3 separate regions of the Homo sapiens genome follow, and regions 1 and 3 are each linked to region 2. A link is an interaction called in ENCODE POLR2A ChIA-PET data of the cell type or tissue named here. Cell type or tissue: GM12878. All regions are shown on one strand. Each heading gives the region's core, and the rest is flanking DNA. Links, peaks and the distances in the headings are about the cores only. Region 1 overlaps TM4SF18-AS1 (TM4SF18 antisense RNA 1). Region 2 overlaps HPS3 (HPS3 biogenesis of lysosomal organelles complex 2 subunit 1). Region 3 has its middle 24 kb from the start of TM4SF18-AS1.

Region 1 (6,954 bases), core at 1,117-6,116, 140 kb before region 2:
TAACGTTTTTCCTTTGCTTAATTCGAGCACCCTCGTGAGGGTGATTAGTTCAACTAGCTGACCATTTGTGCCCAAGGAGAGAGGTGCACTCTCAACAACATCATTCAGAGTAACTATTGCATACCCTGCTCTGTGAGTTCCTTTTTCTACAAAAAAAACTTCCGTCCATAAACGGAATCCAGTCTGGGTTATCTAAGGGGGTTTCCTTGAGGTTCTCTCTGGCTGCATAGGTTTGTACTACTATTTGCTAGCAGTCATGTTCAAGTTCCCTGGATTCCTCTTGGAGGAAGGTGGCTGGATTTAGGGACAGGTTCTTAATTAGAAGGACTGCAGAACTTTCTAATAACAGAGCTTGGTATCTGAGGAGGTGGTTTTCTGTTAGCCAGAGACTCCCCTTAGAAGACAGTAGTCCTGCCACATTATGTGGGATATAAACGGTTAAGTTATTCCCCGTGGTTAACTTATTAGCCTCTGGTACCAGCAAGGCTATTGCTGTGAATGCCCAGAGTCAGGCTAGCCATCATGTGGCTACCAAATCAAGCTCCTTACTCAGGTAGCCTACATGCTGCTGGGCTGAACTCCAGGTCTGTGTTAGAACTCCCAGTGCCATTACTTTTCTCTGATACATAAAGCTTAAATGTTTTCCCTATGGGGAGACTTAGGGCTGGTGCCTTAAGCAAGGCTTGTTTTAGTTGGTCAAAGGCCTTTTTAGCCTCTGGTTCCCAAATTAGACAGTGAGATTTAGCTGTCTGAGTCTCCTTTATTAGGTGAAATAGGGACAAGCTATTTCACTGTACCCAGGTATCCATGGTCTGCAGAATCCTGTAATGTGTAAGAATTCCCTCAGTTTCTTGAGGGTTTTAGGGAAGGGAAAGGAGGAGATGGGCTTAATCCTCTCTTTGTCCAATGCCCTGGCCCTCTCTGACAAAGCCAGACCTAGGTATTTCACTGAAGTCTGAGATACCTGAGCATTAGATTTTGAAACCTTATATCCTCTGTTAGTCAGAAAGTTAAGAAGGGCCTTACTGCCCTCCTAAGAGATTTCCTCAGTTGGAGCGCAGAGAAGGTCATCCATGTATTGTAAAACTTTAACCTGAGGATAAAGGAATTCAGAGAGGTCTCTCAATAATGCCTGGCCAAACAAGGTGGGGCTGTCTCGGAACCCCTGAGGTAACAGTGTTCTGGGTGGTTTGGTTAGAGGGATCCTTAAATGCAAACAAACACTAGGAGTCAGTGTGTAAAGGTGTGCAGAAGAAGGTATCCTTTAGTTCCAGAACTGTGAACCATTTAGTCCCCTCAGGTATTTGAATTAGTGGGGTATATGGATTGGTAACCACTGGATGTATTGGAACCACAGCCTCATTAACAAGGTGGAGGTCCTGAACTAGTCTTCATCCTTGTTGGGTTTTTGTACCCCCAATATTGGGGTATTACAAGAGCTGTTGCAGGGTTTGAGGAGGCTCTACATCTTCAAGTCATCAATGATGGCTTCTAGTCCTTTCCTAACTTCTGGTTTCAGGGAATATTGTTTCTGGTTAGGAAAGGAGGTGGGATCTTTAAGATGAACCCAGACCAATATGTCAGGTGTGGCTCAGCCAATCTTCCTTCAAGTTGCCCAAACTTCTGAGTTAATATCAGTCTCCACTAGGGGGAGACAACGAGTTTGCCCAGGGGCCATCAGGATGGTGGTCCCTATACAGGCCAGAATATCCCTGCCCAACAGAGGAGTTTGGCTTTCAGGCATAATTAGAAAAGCATGGGTGAACAAAATGTCTCCCCAGCTACAACTAAGGGGTTGGGGATAATATCGGGTTAAAGTCCTCCCTGAGACACACTTCATGATTGTGCTAAGAGAGCAGAAGGGCCCAGGACTGGAGGGGAGAACTCAAGAGACCAGCCCTGGTGTCCAAAAATTTCCTCCCTTCAATTTCCAGAATTACCTGGGGCTCCTGGATGGTAATGATGGTCTGGACCACTGGAGCCAGGGAAAGGAGACCCAGGACCCATCAGTCCTGCTGCTGGATCATGTAGATTGGTTCTGAACCTGGTGACCAGCATCCCCAGGGACAGTCCACCCTCCAATGGTCCCCATTGCAGATTGGACAGGGTTGAGGTGGCTTCCTCGTGCTGCCTGGGTAATCCTTCTTGAAATGCCCTGGCTTGCCACATCTGTAGCAGTTAACAGGTGCACCCTGGGAATTCTGGGGTTTGTGGGCTTGCATGGTGGCTATTGAAGCCTCTGTATCTTTCCAGTAATTCCTCTGTCTCTCCTGGGCCTCCATATCTCTATCATAAGAGACCAGGGTGGCTACTAAAGTACTATCTACCAAGGGTCTCCAAAGTACTATCTGGTCCCAGGGCCCATTTCTGCAACTTCTTCCTGATATCAGGAGCTGCCTGGATAATAAATTTATCCCTTAGGATTAGTTGTCCCTCAACAGAATCAGGAGATAGAGAGGTGTGCTTTACCAAGGCCTCTCTTAGCCTTTCCAGGAAGGCAGTGGGATTTTCATCAAATCTCTGGTCAATCATGGATTACTTAGTATAATTGAGAGGCTTGCTCCTAGTCTTACAAGCCCTCCATTATACACACCTGAAAGTGCCTCTTCTTCTAGTCTCCCATTTCATCATTGGGATCCCATCCAGTGTCATCCATTGGTACTGCTTCTCTTCCAGTTGGATAATGTTCATCCCCTTTCTGACACTATATATGATACAAAGCTCATCCCCAGATCTCTCTGCTGCTTGCAGAGTGGCCTGCTTCTCAGTGTCCATTAGGGCCTGATTCAAAAGTAAAGTAACGTCTCTCCAGGAGAATTCAAATACTTGGGTGAAATTCTGGAAAGCCTCTATATATCTGCCAGGGTTATCTGAAAACTTGCCAAGATCCCCCCTTAATTTGCTTTAAGTCCAGTAGAGAGAAGGGGACCTGAACCTTACTGAGGTCAGATTCAACAGGCATCTGTTGGAGGGGCAAGATTGAGACTGGGGCTTGTCTAGGGTGAGGATTTCTAGGAGGGAGCAAGTGAGAAGCTGAAGCTGGATAGGGAGGTTGGGTGGACCCAGAGGAGCAGGGCTGGAGGGAGCTGGCTCCCCTGCTCTAGGATTTGTATCTTTAGTTCTCTCGGCTTGCCCCTTGCAGCCTTTCCTGAGATGGCAAACAGCAGGCCTGGACCAATCTTACACTGTCAGCAAAAGTCTGGATTGCCTTGCAAGGTGTAGAAAGCCTGCATATATGAGGTCTCAGACCATCAGTACTCATGTCTACGGAAATGGTCCAACTGCCAGATGGTATCAAAATGAATGGTTCATTCCTGAGGCCATCATAGTCCTTCATAATTTGGACAAACCTTTGTGCACAGGGCTATGAGGCATTTTTCCTCCGAATTCTGAGGGTCAAAGCAGTCCCAGTGGTTCAGGATACACCCCAGAGGAGTATAGGCTGGCAGTGGTGAAGAGAACTGGTTGCCCATTATGAAAGACAGGGAATAGAGGTGTCCCTCATTTCCCTTCCTTACTGCAGCGAAAACTTGGGGTGTGATGGAGAGAGGAAGCAAGTGTCCTTTCTTTTTCTTCCATCTTTTTGTCCCTGAGTCTCGGCAACCTTGGCAGTCGCCACCCATGGTTACTGATCCGGCATGCACCCATGAAGCAGGGAAGGCCTAGAGAATAGGAATTATTTGCCCTTAACTTTGCCTCCATTTTTCCTACTGCCAGCAACCCTTGGGTTCCCTGGGCTTCATTTATTCCATGGAGCATGGCCTCCTTCCATGAGGTGGGGGGTTTAGTCAGCAGGAATTGGTCCTGCCCATTTACATTGTGCCTGTTGCCTGGCTTTGGACCCCTCAGATTTGGTTTTTCTTTCTATGGCCTCAGCCTCAAGCTTGGAGTCAAGTTTGAGACTAAAAAGTATTTTAGAGGGTTGCATGTATCTGTTTAGATTAAACCTCAAATGAGCCCTGATGAATTTGCAGTTATCAGGGGGATAGGAACCCTCTAATCTAGAAAAGGAGAAAAGAGAAAACAGTTAAAGGGTCAAAACGGGGAGGTCCTGAGGGAAGAAGCCCTTGCTCACTGCTAATGGGTCCTTCCCCCAGTTTGAACTGAGCTGAACTCCTTGGCCAGGAGAAGAAAAGTTCCACTGATGCTGCAGGCGGGAAGCACCAGCCAGCCGGCTGCGCAGGGTCCTGGTGGCAGCTGCAGTTTTCTCCTGCCCCTTGTGGCCATTGGGTGTGGCTTTTGCATGCTGTGGATATGCCCAGGTGCCCGAGCTAGGAGTTGGGGGGTAAGAAAAGGAGGTGCCATGTGCACCTGAGACTGTTGGGGTGGGGGTGGTGATGATACTTCTAAGAATAAACAGAAATCACATTGTTCTGAATTGCACTTTTTTTTTCTTTTTTCCTTTTTCTTTTTTTTTTGAGATGGAGTTTCACTGTGTCACCAGGCTGGAGTGCAGTGGTGAAATCTCGGTTCACTGCAACCTCCACCTCCCAGGTTCAAGCGATTCTCCTGCCTCAGCCTCCTGAGTAGCTGGGACTACAGGTACGTGCCACCACACCCACCTAATTTTTGTACTTTTAGAAGAGACAGGGTTTCACCATGGTGGCCAGGCTGGTCTCGATGTCTTGACCTCGTGATCTGCCTGCCTCGGCCTCCCAAAGTGCTGGGATTACAGGTGTGAGCCACCACACCCGGCCTGAATTGCACTTTTGATGGCTGAGCCAAATGCTCATTCTATTTAATATTGCACAGCCTGAACCAAAACCCGTAACATCATAAAGGAAGAGATGAGAGCCATTTCAAACTGTGAGAGAAGAGAAGACATCAAGCAAAATCTGGGGGTTTTAGCCAACAGACTTCAGTCCTGGGGCCTTGCAGCAAAAAAACACCTTCAGTTGCCCCAGGGCTTTACAGGGTGTGGCTCGCCTGTTCTGTTGCTACACGCTCAAACCCCTGAGGGGAGGGGAGCATGCAGATGGACAGGTGCAGGAGCCTAAGTGGGGGTGTGTTACAGTGTGCCCTTTTAGCCCTGCTGTCCATGGATGGCTTGAATTTAATCAGCTCAATGGACACTCTGCCTTTTCACAAGGGCAGAGGGCCAATGTGACCACTTTTTGTATCCCAAGCTCTTGCCCAGCATCCTGGAAGAATCAGGCCACACATGGGCTTGAAGGTTGAATGCAGGGTTTTATTGAGTGGTGGAGGTGGTTCTCTGAAGGATGGATGCAGAGCTGGAAGCGGGGATGGCACGGGAAGATAATCTTCCTGCTGGGTGGCCAAACCTCTCCGACCACCCTCGGCTGAACTCCTCTCGGCGTTCAAATGTTCCTCTTCTCTCTTTCTCTGCTGTATCGTTTCACCATTCATCTGCTTGTCTGGGATGGTGAAGACAACTGTTTGCTCATTCTAAACGACACGGAATAGAGGCGTCTCCTCATCTGCTCATCTGCTTCTGGAGCCCGAGGTTTGGGGTTTATATGGGTACAGGATAGGGGAGCATGGCAGGATAAAAGGCAACTTTTGGGGTGCGAAAACAGAAATGGCTGTTCCCATTTAAGGCCATGGGTCTCCAAGCTTGAGGGTGGGGCCTTTGCCAGGGAACTGCCCTCTTCTATCCAGTATTTCCCTGTCTCCTGTCCATATCAAAATATGGCCCATTGTAAGGCAATGAGCAGAGGAATTACCTGATTGGATTTATATTTTTAAAGGGCCACTCAGGCTGCTTTGTTAAGAATAAACTGAAGGGAGATAGAAGCAAGAAAGCTACTTAGGAGACTATTGGAGTACTCTAGGGAGGTATACTGGTGGTTTGGACCTGAGGTGTATTAGTAAGAGATGGTGAGAAATTGCTCGATTTGGGGGATACTTTGAATAGGTGACAGATTGGATGTGAAGTGTAAGACAGAGAGGAGCTAAGGTTTTGCAGCCTAAACTGCTGGAAGATTGGAGTTGCTATTAACCGAAATGAGAAAGGCAGTGGTTGAAGTGGCTTTGGAGGGTGAGAAATATTAGTGAAGTTTAATTCTTACCCTTGTTTCCCTTGTGAACTCCCAAAATTTAAGACATGTCTCAGTTAATTCAGAAAGTTTATTTTGCCAACGTTGAGGACACGCCCATGACACAGCCTCAGGAAGTCCTGACAGGTGCCCAAGGTTTATATATATATATATATTTCTAAGCAAACCAAAACAATAATAATATGACAACCTGATGATATAAAAGATATGTATATATGTGTGTGTGTATATATATATATATATCTCCTCTTATTGTGACTTATACTGACCGCTCATGACATGGTCAGACTTTCTAATTTGTTCTCAACATTCTTTTTAAACAACCAGTTATTTTATTTTAGGACTATATTTACCATGCAGGATTCTTTCTTACCTAAAATTACTTTTCTTTCAGCTTCTTTACCTAAAAAAACTCTTTTATTTTTATAACTTTCTATGCATCTTTTTTTGTTTCCTGGTTCCTTTTACCTTGTTTTACACATAACCTTTAAGCTTTGAATTAGACGAAACTTGTTCACCTTTTTTTTAAAGACACACTTTTTTTTAGCAAGAATGTTTTCCTACAATATATATTTATTGGAAAATGCCCAAATAGTAAAATATCTATTATTTAATTTAACTTTATATTCTAAATTATGACCAGTTTGTCTACAAGTATTTATCCCATTACATTTACCTAATTATTTTATTTTAATTGTTTACCTAGATTATTTATGAAAACTATGATAGTCATGATTTAAAGTTGTGAAACCACCATTGCAAAATTATAACTAAGACACTGAAAAAAGATTTGCCCTAACTGGCTCCATCTTGCTCATAACCTCTAAGCTGTCCTTGTTCATTCCTGGGCGTAGGCCGAGCTAACTTTGGGAAGGAATTCAGCTCAAGGTTTGACTCTGAAACAAAATTGGTAACAGCCCTTTCCCAAAAAGACCCC
Region 2 (5,000 bases), core at 1-5,000:
CCCAGCACTTTGGGAGGCCGTGGCGGGTGGATCATCTGAGGTTAGGAGTTGGAGACCAGCTTGGCCAACATGGTGAAACCCCATCTCTACTAAAAATACAAAAAAATTAGTCGGGCATGGCGGCAGGTGCCTATAATCCCAGCGACTTGGGAGGTTGAGGCAGGAGAATTGCTTAAACCCGGGAGGCAGAGGTTGCAGTGAGCTGAGACCGCGCCATTGCACTCCAGCCTGGGCAACAAAAGAGAAACTCCGATTTGATTTGAAAAACAGGAGTGGAGATTCTTATTAAGAATCTGAATTTACATAAAACAACTGCTATTCTAATGTCTAATGGTTTCACAGTGAAGTTAATGATGTCAGTCTCCTTTAGTGCTGATAATAAGAAAAGCTCAAAAATGTCCTGTCTGGAGGCAGTCAAAACCCACGCATTACAAGTCCATTCAAACCCATAATATAATGCTTTCAGGGCTCTACACTCCAAATATGTACATAACTTATAAATAAGAGAGATGGGGCAACAGATTTAGTGGGTCCACTCACTAAATTCTCAGTGTACTTCAAGTATATGCAATCAGATGGGAAAAAGATGGATAGTCTTTTACATCTATATGATGGGACAGAAATTAGTATATTCCTTTCTTTTCCCTTTTTCCATTGTTTCTGAGATGGTATAGTTTCCTAGATTCTTCTGCATCCTTAAAAATCTTTGTCTTTCTCCTCTTGCTTGCTGAGCAAGACCTTCACCAGAGTTTAATTCTTTAATAACTTTTCACTATCTACATACTCTCACTACTTTAATAATCAACTTTTTTTTTGGCGGTAGTAAAACTTCTAAGCTTTCCTCTTTACCCTAATCTACAGTTCTATGTGTCCAAAAGCCTACTTAGCATTATGTCTTGATAATCTATAAGCATCTCAAACTCAAATGTCTAAACCAAACATCTCTTTTGCCCCACATTTCACCAGCCTCCATTGTTTCATAAAAGCAGGCAAAACCTTGGTGGGATTTTTCATGCCTCCTACATCCCCATTATCCCATCAGACAAGTCTTTTAACTTTCCCACTGAAGCCTCTCCCATGCATCCTCCCTTCTCCTTTCATTAACACTACCATGCCTGAATACCGCCCCTTAATATCCTTGCCTGAACTATTCCAATAGCTTATTTATCTATGTTCAATCCATCTTCCACAACAGCCACCATTAATTTTCCTAAAACAATGTTCTGATCATATTACTTTCTCTGGTTAAAACTTTAAAAAAAAGTCCTTAGTTTAATTTTCAAATCCTTGAGCTCTCTTTTCAAGCACTGTTTTCACCACCTGTCTACTTTTCAGCTTCTTCATATTTAAAGAACATCACTACACAACACTTTGGACACTGGAAAGAGTAGCTACCTCCACATTGTTCACTTAAGAAACACACTGCCATCAGCAGCATTTCTCCTTAAGCCAGAAATCAGGTGGAGAAGGGAGTGCAACCACTAAGAGTGGATATCAGAATCTCCAGATTGGTTCTATGCAGTTTGGAATCTCCAGCACCTGCTAGAGATTGTGATACTACCACTCAGTGGTGGGGTGATCTCTGTCCTGTGCAATTAATTTTTGGATGTTCCTAAAAACTTGATACAGTTTTTGTTTATAGTCTTCCTTCAATCTATAATGCACATCTCTTTCAATCTTCATCTACCAAAATTCTAGCTAGCTTTCATGCTTCACTTCAAACACAATCAGCTATCCACAACTTCCCCATACAACTTAGCCAGAAGTAACTTCCCTCCTCCCAATGTCAATGGCACTTTCATGAGGTCTTAAGACATTTTTCGCAAATCTCCTAGTGTCTGTGACTCTTGTGTGTCTCTCTAACCTTCTCTTCTATTGTTGCTTTAGAAAGTGGTTGGTGTATCTTATTCACAGTTGCATGGTCAGAGGGCACAAGGAAGTGCCCTGAACATAATCTAAGCTCAAAAAACAGGAAATAGAACCAAAACCATCATATGCTGCTGAGATTAAAAGGAAATGAAATCAAGCTACTGCTTGTGAACCCAGTTTACATGCCAGCATAATAGGGGAAGGCAACTCAACACATCTGCCACCAATTAGCACATGACTTTGGCCAATTCTAACCTCTCTGTAACAACTTCCCTATCTGTGCCAATCAAGGAGAGAATCAGATCATCTCTCTGGCCCCTTCACAGTTCTAAACTATTATAAATAACTCAATTTATACTAGAAAAATATGGTAGCAGTGAGAAAAAAAATTTAGGAAATCTAAAAAGAAACTTAAAGAGACGCTCTGACTGGCTGCATTGACTTTTCATTAAAACTCCCTATGAAAGTCTTCCTTTATGAAGAACCTTATACTTCCTTACAGGGACCCCTATCCAGTCTAGGGAAACAAACAAAGACAAAACCAGAGTCTAAATCTTTGACATTGAAAAGGCAGGTATGGGTCATCAAAAGACAGACTTACAATGACATGTAACTCATGCATTTATAGTACTCTATGCTAGTTCACACAATTCTCACAGATTTAGGAAGTACCTCAAAAATTTACAAATAAGTGACTCACAGGCCAGCAAGTGACCCTCTAACAGTACCTTGTAATGACGTGCAAAAATTGTGGCGTGAGTACTGCCTGCTGAGACTTTTCAGGATACTGGTAGACTGACATCAATTCAACAGATTTGACAACCATGTAGAGATAGCCCACATGAGGTAAGGAGAAAAAGCAAAAGAGACTCAGCAATTCTTTTTCCTGAGACAAATTTTTTCCATCAGATGTAAGAGAACCTGCATGCAAAAATGAAAGAAATAAAACACCATGAAACCAGTAAATAAAGGGGGAAATAATCATATATTGACTTTGCTATGCAAACTGTATCAGTGGGTAACCAAAGAGTTGCAAAGGGGAAGTTGCTCTTTATAGAAGAATGTTGGTAAGAAATAAAAAAGGAGTAATATAATTAGAATATCGGCATTGTACAACCCCTACTAAATTAACAGATCTAAGTAATGATCATCAATGGCTGTTAACATCACAAAAAGAGTCCACTGGCAGAGCTCAACACTACTTGGGTTTCAAAATAATAAAAAGAATAATAAATAATCTGAGCAAGCCTGAGTATAGACCAGCAATGTTGATAGAAATATGTGAGCCACATCTGCAATTACTAGATTTCTAGTAATCACATTTTTAAAAGTAAAAAGAAACAAGTAAAATTTTAATAATATTGTATTAACCCAACATATCAAAAATATTACCATTTCAAGAAGCAATAAACACAAAAATTAATATTATATACATTTTTGTACTTAGTCTTCAAAACCTAGTGTGTATTTTATACTTATGCCATATCTCAATTCAGACTAGTCATATTTCAAGTGCTTAATAGCGGCATGTGACTAATGGCTACCATACTAAACAGCATAGATTTCCATCTACCAACTCAAATGGAAATACAGTGGACAGAGAAACATGTTAAATGACACGTAAGGATTCACTTAGCAAAATTCAGATTGTTGGAAATTTTACAGTAAAGAGTCTAATTTCTTGTTAAATAAGATGCAAAGAAAAGAGAGGAAGGAAAGCCTAGATATTAAAAGAGCCTTAAAAGACATAGCAATCAATTGCAATGTATGAACTTTATTTGGAATATGATTCAAACAAATGAATTACAGAAGTTTTTTAGTCAATTAGAGAAATGTGAACACTTACTGGATATCTGGTGGTATCAACAAAATTTTTTTTATTTTTATTTTTTGAGACGGAGTCTCACTCTGTCACCCAGGCTGGAGTGCAGTGGCACGATCTCGGCTCACTGCAACCTCCACCTCCCGGGTTCAAACGATTCTCCTGCCTCGGCCTCCCAGGTAGCTGGGACTACAGGCGCCCACCACCATGCCTGGCTAATTTTTTTTTTTTTTTTTTTCTAGTAGAGACGGGGTTTCGCCATATTGGCCAGGCTGGTCTCGAACTCCCAACCTTGTGATCCACCCACCTCAGCCTCCCAAAGTGCTGGGATTACAGGCGTGAACCACCGCACCCGGCAACAAATTTTTTATAATGTGAAATAGCATTTTGGGTTTAAGTAAAAGAATACTTTTAGAGACATATGTTGAAATATTTATGAATGCAATGGTATGAACTCCGGGATGTGCATCAAAATAATGTAGCATGGAGCAACACTGTTGAAGCTGTTTGATGGGTACGTGGGGGTTCACTGCACTATTTTCTATCTACATGTGGCTGTAATTTTTCATAACCAAAGTTGTTTAACAAGTACCCTGACTGACACCCTTGAAGGACACCAATTAATAGCAGAAGTCCAATTCTGTACTCTCCATATTTGGCTGAAAGTCAACTGTCCAGTTTTTTTCTCCCTATTCTTTTTTAACATATATCTGTGCTCTGGCCAAAGAGAACTGCTCACGAATCTCCAAATACACATAATTTTACACCTCATATAATGTTGGTTCCCATTATGTAATATCTTTCCAAAATCTCTATCATCCATTACGGCCCAGCTCAAATACATATGACCCATCCATTCGTCTATTCAGTCAGCATTCATCAGGTACCTACTAAGTGCTGCTGTTCCAGATTCTAGGGATACAACAGTGTTCAAAACAACGTAACTGCTTTCACAGAGCCTTCATTCTAGTGATGGGGATTGGGATGGAGAGTAAACAAGTAAACTCCAGTGTGAGTGGAGAAGGGATATTTTAAATTGAGAGGTCAGAGAAGTCCTCCGTCATGAAGTTACACTTCAGCTGCGAACTGAATGACTTAAATGCACCAGTCACACAAGGCTGAGAGGAGTACCCTACGCACAAGAAGAGCAAATAATAGGTCTTAGATAAGCGTGCCTGTGGCGTCTCTAAGGAAGAGGGAAAGGCCACTATGGATGAAGAATAGTAAGCAGGGTGAGAGTGGGACACGATGGGCTTAGAGTTAAGGTCATATACGCCATGGAATGGATTTGGAGTTTTTATTCCAAGTG
Region 3 (6,954 bases), core at 1,207-6,206, 110 kb before region 2:
TTTCGTAGTGTCTTTAAATTTTTCTATATATAAGATCATGTCATCTGCAAAAAGGAAAAATTTGACTTCCCCTTTTCTAATTTGAATGCCTTTTATTTCTTTCTCTTGCTTGACTGCTCTGGCTAGGACTTCCAATACTATGTCAAATAGGAATGGTGAAAGTGGGCATCCTTGTCTTGTTCCAGTTCTTGGAGGAAAGGCTTTCTGGTTTTCTTCACTCAGTATGTTAGCTGTGGGATTGTCATATATAGCCTTTATTATGTTAAGAGTGTAACTCCTATGCCTGATTTGTTGAGAGTTTTTGTCACAAAAGGATGTTGAACTTTATCAAACACTTTTTCTGTACCTACTGATATGATCATATGGTTTTTGTCCTTTATTCTGTTAATGTAATATATCACATTGATTGGTTTGCTATGTTGAAACATCCTTGCATCCCTGGGAAAAAAACCCACTTGATCATGGTGTATTATCTTTTTGATATTTGTTGGATTTGGTTTGCAAGTATCTTGTTGAGGATGTTTTCATCTATGTTCATCAGAGATATGTAGTTTTCTTTTTATGTTGTGTCCTTGTCTAGTTTTCGTATTAAGGTAATGGTGACCTTGCAGAATGAGTTAGGAAGAATTCCCTGTTCTTCAATTTTCTGGAATAGTTTGAGAAGAATTGGTATTAATTCTTCTTTGTAAGTTCGGTGGAATTTGTCAGTAAAGCCATCCAGTCCTGGGCTTTTCTTTCTTGGGGGATGTTTTTTTACTGATTCAATCTCATCACTCAATATTGGAGTGTTCAGGTTTTCTGTTTCTTCCTGGTTCAATCTTAGTAGGTTATCTGTGTCCAGGAACTTATCCATTTCCTCTAGGTTTTTCTGTTTGTTATTGTACAGTTGTTCATAATAATCTCTAATGATCCTCTGTATTTCTATGGTATCAGTTGTAATGTCTCCTTTTGTATTTCTAATTCTGTTTATTTGTGTCTTCTCTTTTCTCTTGGTTAGTCTAGCTAGTGGTTTATCTATTTTGTTTATTTTTTTTTTAAACTGACTTTTCATTTAGTTGAGCCTTCGTATGTCTTTTTAGTCTCTTTTTAACTGAGTTCTGATCTGACCTTTATTATTTCTTTCCTTCTACTAATTTGGGGTTTGGTTTATCTTGCTTTTCTAGTTCCTTGAGGTGCATCATTAGGATATTTACTTGAAATCTTTCTACTTTTTTTTGTTTTGTTTTTTGAGACAGAGTCTCGTACTATCATTCAGGCTACAGTGCAGTGGCATGATCTCAGCTCACTCTAACCTTCACCTCCCTGGTTCAAGTGATTCTCCTGCCTCAGCCTCCCAAGCATCTGGGATTACAGGCACACACCACCACACCCGGCTAATTTTTGTATTTTTAGTAGAGACAGGGTTTCACCATGTTGGCCAGGCTGGTCTCGAGCTCCTGACCTCAAGCGATCCTCCTGCCTTGGTCTCGCAAAGTACTGGGATTACAGGTGTGAGCCACCACACCTGGCCTTTTTCAGCTTTTTTAATGTAGGCATTTATTGCTATAAAATACTCTCTCGCACTGCTTTTGCTGAATCTTAAAGGATTTGTTGGGTTTCCATTTTCATTTGTTTCAATAAATTTTTAAATTTCTTACTTAATTTCTTCATTGACCCAGTGGTCACTCAGGATCATGTTGTTTAATTTTAATGTATTCGTACAGTTTCTAAAGTTCCTCTTGAATTCTAGCTTTATTCCATTATACAATGATATGATTTCAATGTTTTAAAATTTGTCGAAATATTTTGTGGCCTCACATATGGTCTATCCTGGAGAATTTTCCATGTGCTGATGAAAAGAATGTGTGTTCTGCAGCTAGTGGTTAAAATGTTTTGTAAATATCTGTTAGGTCCATTTGGTCTAAAGTATAGTTTAAATCCAATGTTTCTTTGTTGATTTTCTGTCTAGATGATTGGTCCAATGCTGAGAGTGGGGTGTTGAAGTTCTCAACTATTATTGTGTTAGAGTCTATCTCTCCCTTTAGCTCAATAATATTTACTTTATGTATCTGGGTGCTTTGGTGTTGGGCATATATATTTAGAATTGTTACATTCCCTCACTGAATTGATCCCGTTATCATTACAAAACGACCTTGTCTCTTTTTACATTTTTGACTTAAAGTCTGTTTTATCTGATATAAGGATAGCTATTCCTACTAACTTTTGGTTTTTGTTTCTGCAGAATATCTTTTTTCATCCCTTCATGTTTAGTCTTTATGTGTCTTTACAGGTGAAGTGAGTTTCTTGTAGGTAGCATATATTTGGGTCATTTTAAAAAATTCATTCAGCCAGTCTATATCTTTTAATTGGGGACTCTAATTTATTTATATTCAGGGTTATTATTGATAGGTAAGAACTTATTCCTGTCATTTTGGTAATTGTTTTCTGGTTATTTCATATATCCTTTTCCCTTCTGTTTCTCTCTTATTGGTTATAATTGCAGTTTGGTGGTTTTCTGTAGTCCTTGAGTCCTTTGTCTTTCTCATTTGTGTGTCTGCCATGCCAATGAGTTTTATGTTTTCATGTGTTTTCAGGATGGTAGATATTATCCTATTGCTTCCAGATATAGGACTCCCTTAAGCATTTTTTATAGGGCCTATCTAATGGTGATGAATTTCCTAAGTTTTTGCTTGTCTGGGAAAGATTTTATTTCTCCTTCATTTTTGAAAAATAGCTTTGCTGAGTGTAGTACTCTTGGTTGACTCTTTTTTTTTATTTTCAGTGTTTTGAGTGTATCATCTCATGCTGTTTTGGCCTGTAAGAGTTCTGCTGAGAAATCTGCTGTTAGTCTGATGGGGATTTCTTTATACGAGACTAGATGCTTTTCTCTTGCTGTTTTTAGAATTCTCTTTTTTCTTTCTTTGTTTTTGACTCTTGACTCTAATGTGTCTTAGAGAAGGCCTTTTCAGGTTGATCTATTTGGGGATCCTTGAGTTTCCTGTATCTGAATGTCTATATCTCTTGTAAGACATTTGAACTTTTCAGTTTATTATTATTATTCTTTTGCATTAACAGTGTTTGTTTTTTTAACAAGGAATGAAAACAAACTTTTTTTTTTTTAGGCAGAGTCCTGCTTTGTCACCCAAGTTGGAAGGCAATTGCATGATCACAGCTCACTGTTCCCTCAAACTCTTTGGCTCAAGCGATCCTTCCACCTCAGTCTCCCAAGTAGCTAGGTCTATAGGCACGTGCCACCACACCCAGCTAATTTTTTAAATGTTCTGTAGAAATAGAGTCTTACTACGTTGCCTTGCCTAGTCTCAAACTCCTGGCCTCAATCAATTTTCCCAGCCTCCCAAAGTGCTGGGATTATAGACATGAGCTACTATGCCCAGCCCTCAGCTATTATTTTGTTGAATAGGTTTTCTATGTCTTTGTCCATTTCTTCTCCTTCTGGAATACCCAACATTTGAATATTTGGTAGCTTTATGTCACTCATATGTCACATATGCTTTTTTCATTCTTTTTAATTCTTCATTTCTTTCTCTCTCTTTTTTTTTTTTCTGACTGGGTTGTTTCAAAATACCAGACCTCAAGTTCAAAAATTATTTTTTCAAGTCTGTTGTTGAAGCTCTAGATCATATTTTTAATTTTTAAAAAGCTCTTCAGTTCTAGGATGTCTTTTTGGGGTTTATTGTATATCTGTTGAATTTCTTGTTCAGATCATGAATTTTTTTCTGATTTCTTTGTGTTGCTTATCTGTGTTTTGTTGTATCTCACTGAGCTTCAATATTGTTATTTTGACTTTTTTTGGCATGTCATACGTTTCTTTTTCATTGGAATCTGTCACTGGGGAATCATTGTGTTGTTTTGGAAGTGTCATGTTTCCTTGCTTTTTCATGCTTCTTGTGTTTTACATTGATATCTGCACTTCTTCCCATTTTTTGTGGGGCGGTGGCTTTGGTAGGAAAAGAGACATTTTCTATAGATGTATTTATAGTGTGGATTGGGTAGGATGCTTTAACTTTGATTCTTGCTGCGTGCAGTCATGTGGTTTCTGTACAATTTCCTCAGCTGTAATCAGCATCAGTGGTGCCTGTGAGTTCCTTGGTGGCTTATCCTGTGGTTGTTAGTGGAGGTTTTGCTGGGGATGGGGATGCCAGATGGGACAGTCCTTGGGCCCCAGTGGTGGTGGCAGCAGGTTGAGTCTTCCCATCCTTGGGGCCCAGCAGCATACATGGGCACTGGTGTTAGAGGATCCAGACAGGCTAATTATTGGGCCTCCAAGTGGCTTTCTCAGGTGTCAGCAGTGGCAATGGTGAGTTGGGCGTATTTTTGGGTCCCTGGGTGGCATGTATGGTTGTGAAGGCAGGAGTGGTAGCAGGCCAACCCTCAGGCCCCCAAGTGACATGCATAAGTGCCAGTGGTGGAAGCAACAGTCTGAGCAGGCCATTCCCTAGACCCCCAGGTGGTACATGCAGGTGGGTGCCAGCAGAGGTGATGGCAGCAGGTTGGGCAGACCTGTCCTCATACCCTGGAAGTAGTGTACAAATTCAGCGGTGGTTGGTGGAGAAGGTTGATCCTCAGGCTTCGATAACACTTGTGGGCTCTGGCAGGTCAGGCACGCCCCCTGAGACTCCTGGGGAGGAGGAGTGCATAGACGCTGGTGATGGCAGGCAGGGCAGATTGATCCCCAGGTCCCTGGACAGCACATGTGGGCATTGGCAGAGGTGGCATCAGGCAGAGTGGACCTGTTCTCAGGCCCTCGATGGTGTGCATGAGTGCAGACTGTGGTGGATACGGTGGGTCAGTCCCTAGGTTCCCAGTTAATGTGTGTGGGCACCAGCAGAGTGGGCAGACTCACCCTCAGGCCCCTAGATGGCATGCCTGGGTGCCAACAGCAGGTGGGGCAAGACTGTCTTCAGGTTCCCTGATAGTGCACATGAGGAACAGCTGTGGCAGGCAGGGCAAGTCGATCCCCAGTACCCAAGATGGCACACTGGAGTGGAAGCAGCAGTGGGCAGGTGTGCCTGTCCTCAGACTCCAGGACAGCATCTAGATGGGCTGGTCTCATGTCCACCAAAGGTGCCTTCTGGTGTGTGGTAGCCCTGCTGCTGAAAGGGCAGTGTTTGCTATCAGTGGCAGTCACTCCAGGCAGATGGCTCTCAGGCTCTGGAGAGGGCATGCACAGCTCCCTTTGTTCTGGGGTAGCCTCCCTGGTGCACGGCACAGCCCATCCCCCACAGTGTAGAACATGGTATGGGCTAGAGTGGTGGGGACCCGGCCAATCTACTGGATACGGCTTCAGTGTCACAGTGCTCAGCCCTCTGAGTGGACACAGGAGAATGTCGTTGGGGTTCTAGGGATGTGGAGATACAAGGGCTGTTGGGCCCTGGGGCAGGATACAGTCTGGTTGGGGCTGGGCTCCCAAAATGGTGCCATGCTACAGCTACTTGGGTCTTGGGGGTTTTATGGGACCCAGCATGAACTCCCTCCCTGGAATGATGCCATTGTATCAACTCCAAGCCACTCTCTCTACTAGTCTCAGGGCCTGCAAGGGCTAAGGGGCTCTCTTGTGGCTAGGATTAGCGGGAATCCATGGTAGAAGTATGGACTGCTGAAGCTCTCTCACTTATCTTTTTCCCACACTGGGGAGCCTCTCCTGGCTCCCAGCCAGTCTGAGCAGTGACAGCTGCCTTGCTTCCCTTTCCTTCTGTGTCTCAGATGTTCTTTGACACTTTCCTGCCGAATTCCAGTGTTCTCTCTTAGATGCTGTATCCAACTTGTGATTATCTACTCAGTGTTTTGGTCCTTCTTTGTGAATGTGAGTGCCGGGTGCCTTTACTCCTTTTCTTACATTTTAAGCTCATCAGTAAATTACTCAATCTGTGTAATGGAAATTTTGTATTAAATGTCAGAAAGATAACTGGGCTTAGAGCAAAAAACTAGATTTAGATTTAGGGCTTACTCTCATTTTATATCGACTAAAATAAGTATGAATTAATAGATTCATTTTGCTTGATCCCCCTGGCTGTAAAATTCTATGATGTTTTGGCATAGCAAGTCACCACTTTATTGTTAGGAAATATTCTTCTCATTGTTAGGAAACTTCTTCTCAGAGGCTCCTTTTTATTATAACAATTTAAAAAAATAATAACATCTATCTTTTTAATATTATAGCATCTCTGCAAATAGTTGTTTTAATAGCAATATTTGTTATTACCCACCTGAAAAAGTCAGGTATAATATCTTTTAATTTTTATTCCAAAAGTAAGTTAGCAGACAACTAGGTAGATACATATAGATAATTATATATATGTGCATAGATAAAAGACTGAAAGGATATTTACAGAAAATACTGACTATGGTAATATATAGATGGTGGGATTATGGAGATTTCCATTTTCTTTGTTGTATTTTTCTTTCTTTTCAAAATTTTAGATTTATAATCAGAAATAAATTACAAATATTTTAAACAGATGTGTTTGGATTCTTTCTTTTCACGTGATAACTGTGAATATAAAAGTTCTTTGTGTATCTACCTTCTCTGCATAGTAAATCCCAGTTATTTTTTGAACGAAGTCCAACCAGAATTGGAGGAACTTAACAAAAAACTGATTTACCGTGAATACACAGATGCTTCCTTCCAAACACAGAAGGCAAGAGAAGAACACCTTGGAATCCTTGGTAAAATTCTATTCAGAGCTTGTAGGGTTATAAACATTATTTATAAATATTCTGCAATAAAAACAGTATTCATCAACTCAGTTAGAGATTTTAGCTGTAGTATTATAGCCTTATGAAAATAATACATCAATTCACCCAATGACTTTATTTTATTTTACTTATTTTATTTTATTTTATTTTACTTTATTATTTGAGACAGTCTTGCTCTGTTGCCCAGGCTGGAGTGCAGTGGTGTGACCTCTGTTTACTGCAACCTTCGCCTCTCAGGCTCAAGTGATCCTCTTATCT

Evidence for each region. Peaks named below come from ENCODE experiments on the same cell type or tissue, not always from the same donor. Only the 100,000 strongest peaks of a DNase experiment are listed, where the experiment ranks them.
Region 1: POLR2A ChIA-PET joins it to region 2 with 5 read pairs; 7 of 35 experiments call an interaction of 5 or more read pairs at or near these places.
Region 3: POLR2A ChIA-PET joins it to region 2 with 5 read pairs; 7 of 35 experiments call an interaction of 5 or more read pairs at or near these places.

The regions. Positions count from the first base shown.
Region 1 is chr3:149,286,073-149,293,026 of GRCh38, reverse strand. All of the region lies in intron 1 of TM4SF18-AS1 (TM4SF18 antisense RNA 1), which reads right to left. Among named protein-coding and RNA genes, the nearest start is that of TM4SF18-AS1, 4.8 kb to the right of the region's middle. In GM12878, for the core only: a CTCF peak has its summit at 1,648 (motif pointing right); no DNase peak of the experiment used is centred there.
Region 2 is chr3:149,143,144-149,148,143 of GRCh38, reverse strand. It overlaps HPS3 (HPS3 biogenesis of lysosomal organelles complex 2 subunit 1), which reads right to left. Exons shown (of 17, transcript NM_032383.5): 5 at 2,598-2,790. Among named protein-coding and RNA genes, the nearest start is that of HPS3, 16 kb to the right of the region's middle. In GM12878, for the core only: no CTCF peak of the experiment used is centred there; a DNase peak (open chromatin) is centred at 1,992.
Region 3 is chr3:149,257,170-149,264,123 of GRCh38, reverse strand. It overlaps the pseudogene CPHL1P. Among named protein-coding and RNA genes, the nearest start is that of TM4SF18-AS1, 24 kb to the left of the region's middle. In GM12878, for the core only: no CTCF peak of the experiment used is centred there; no DNase peak of the experiment used is centred there.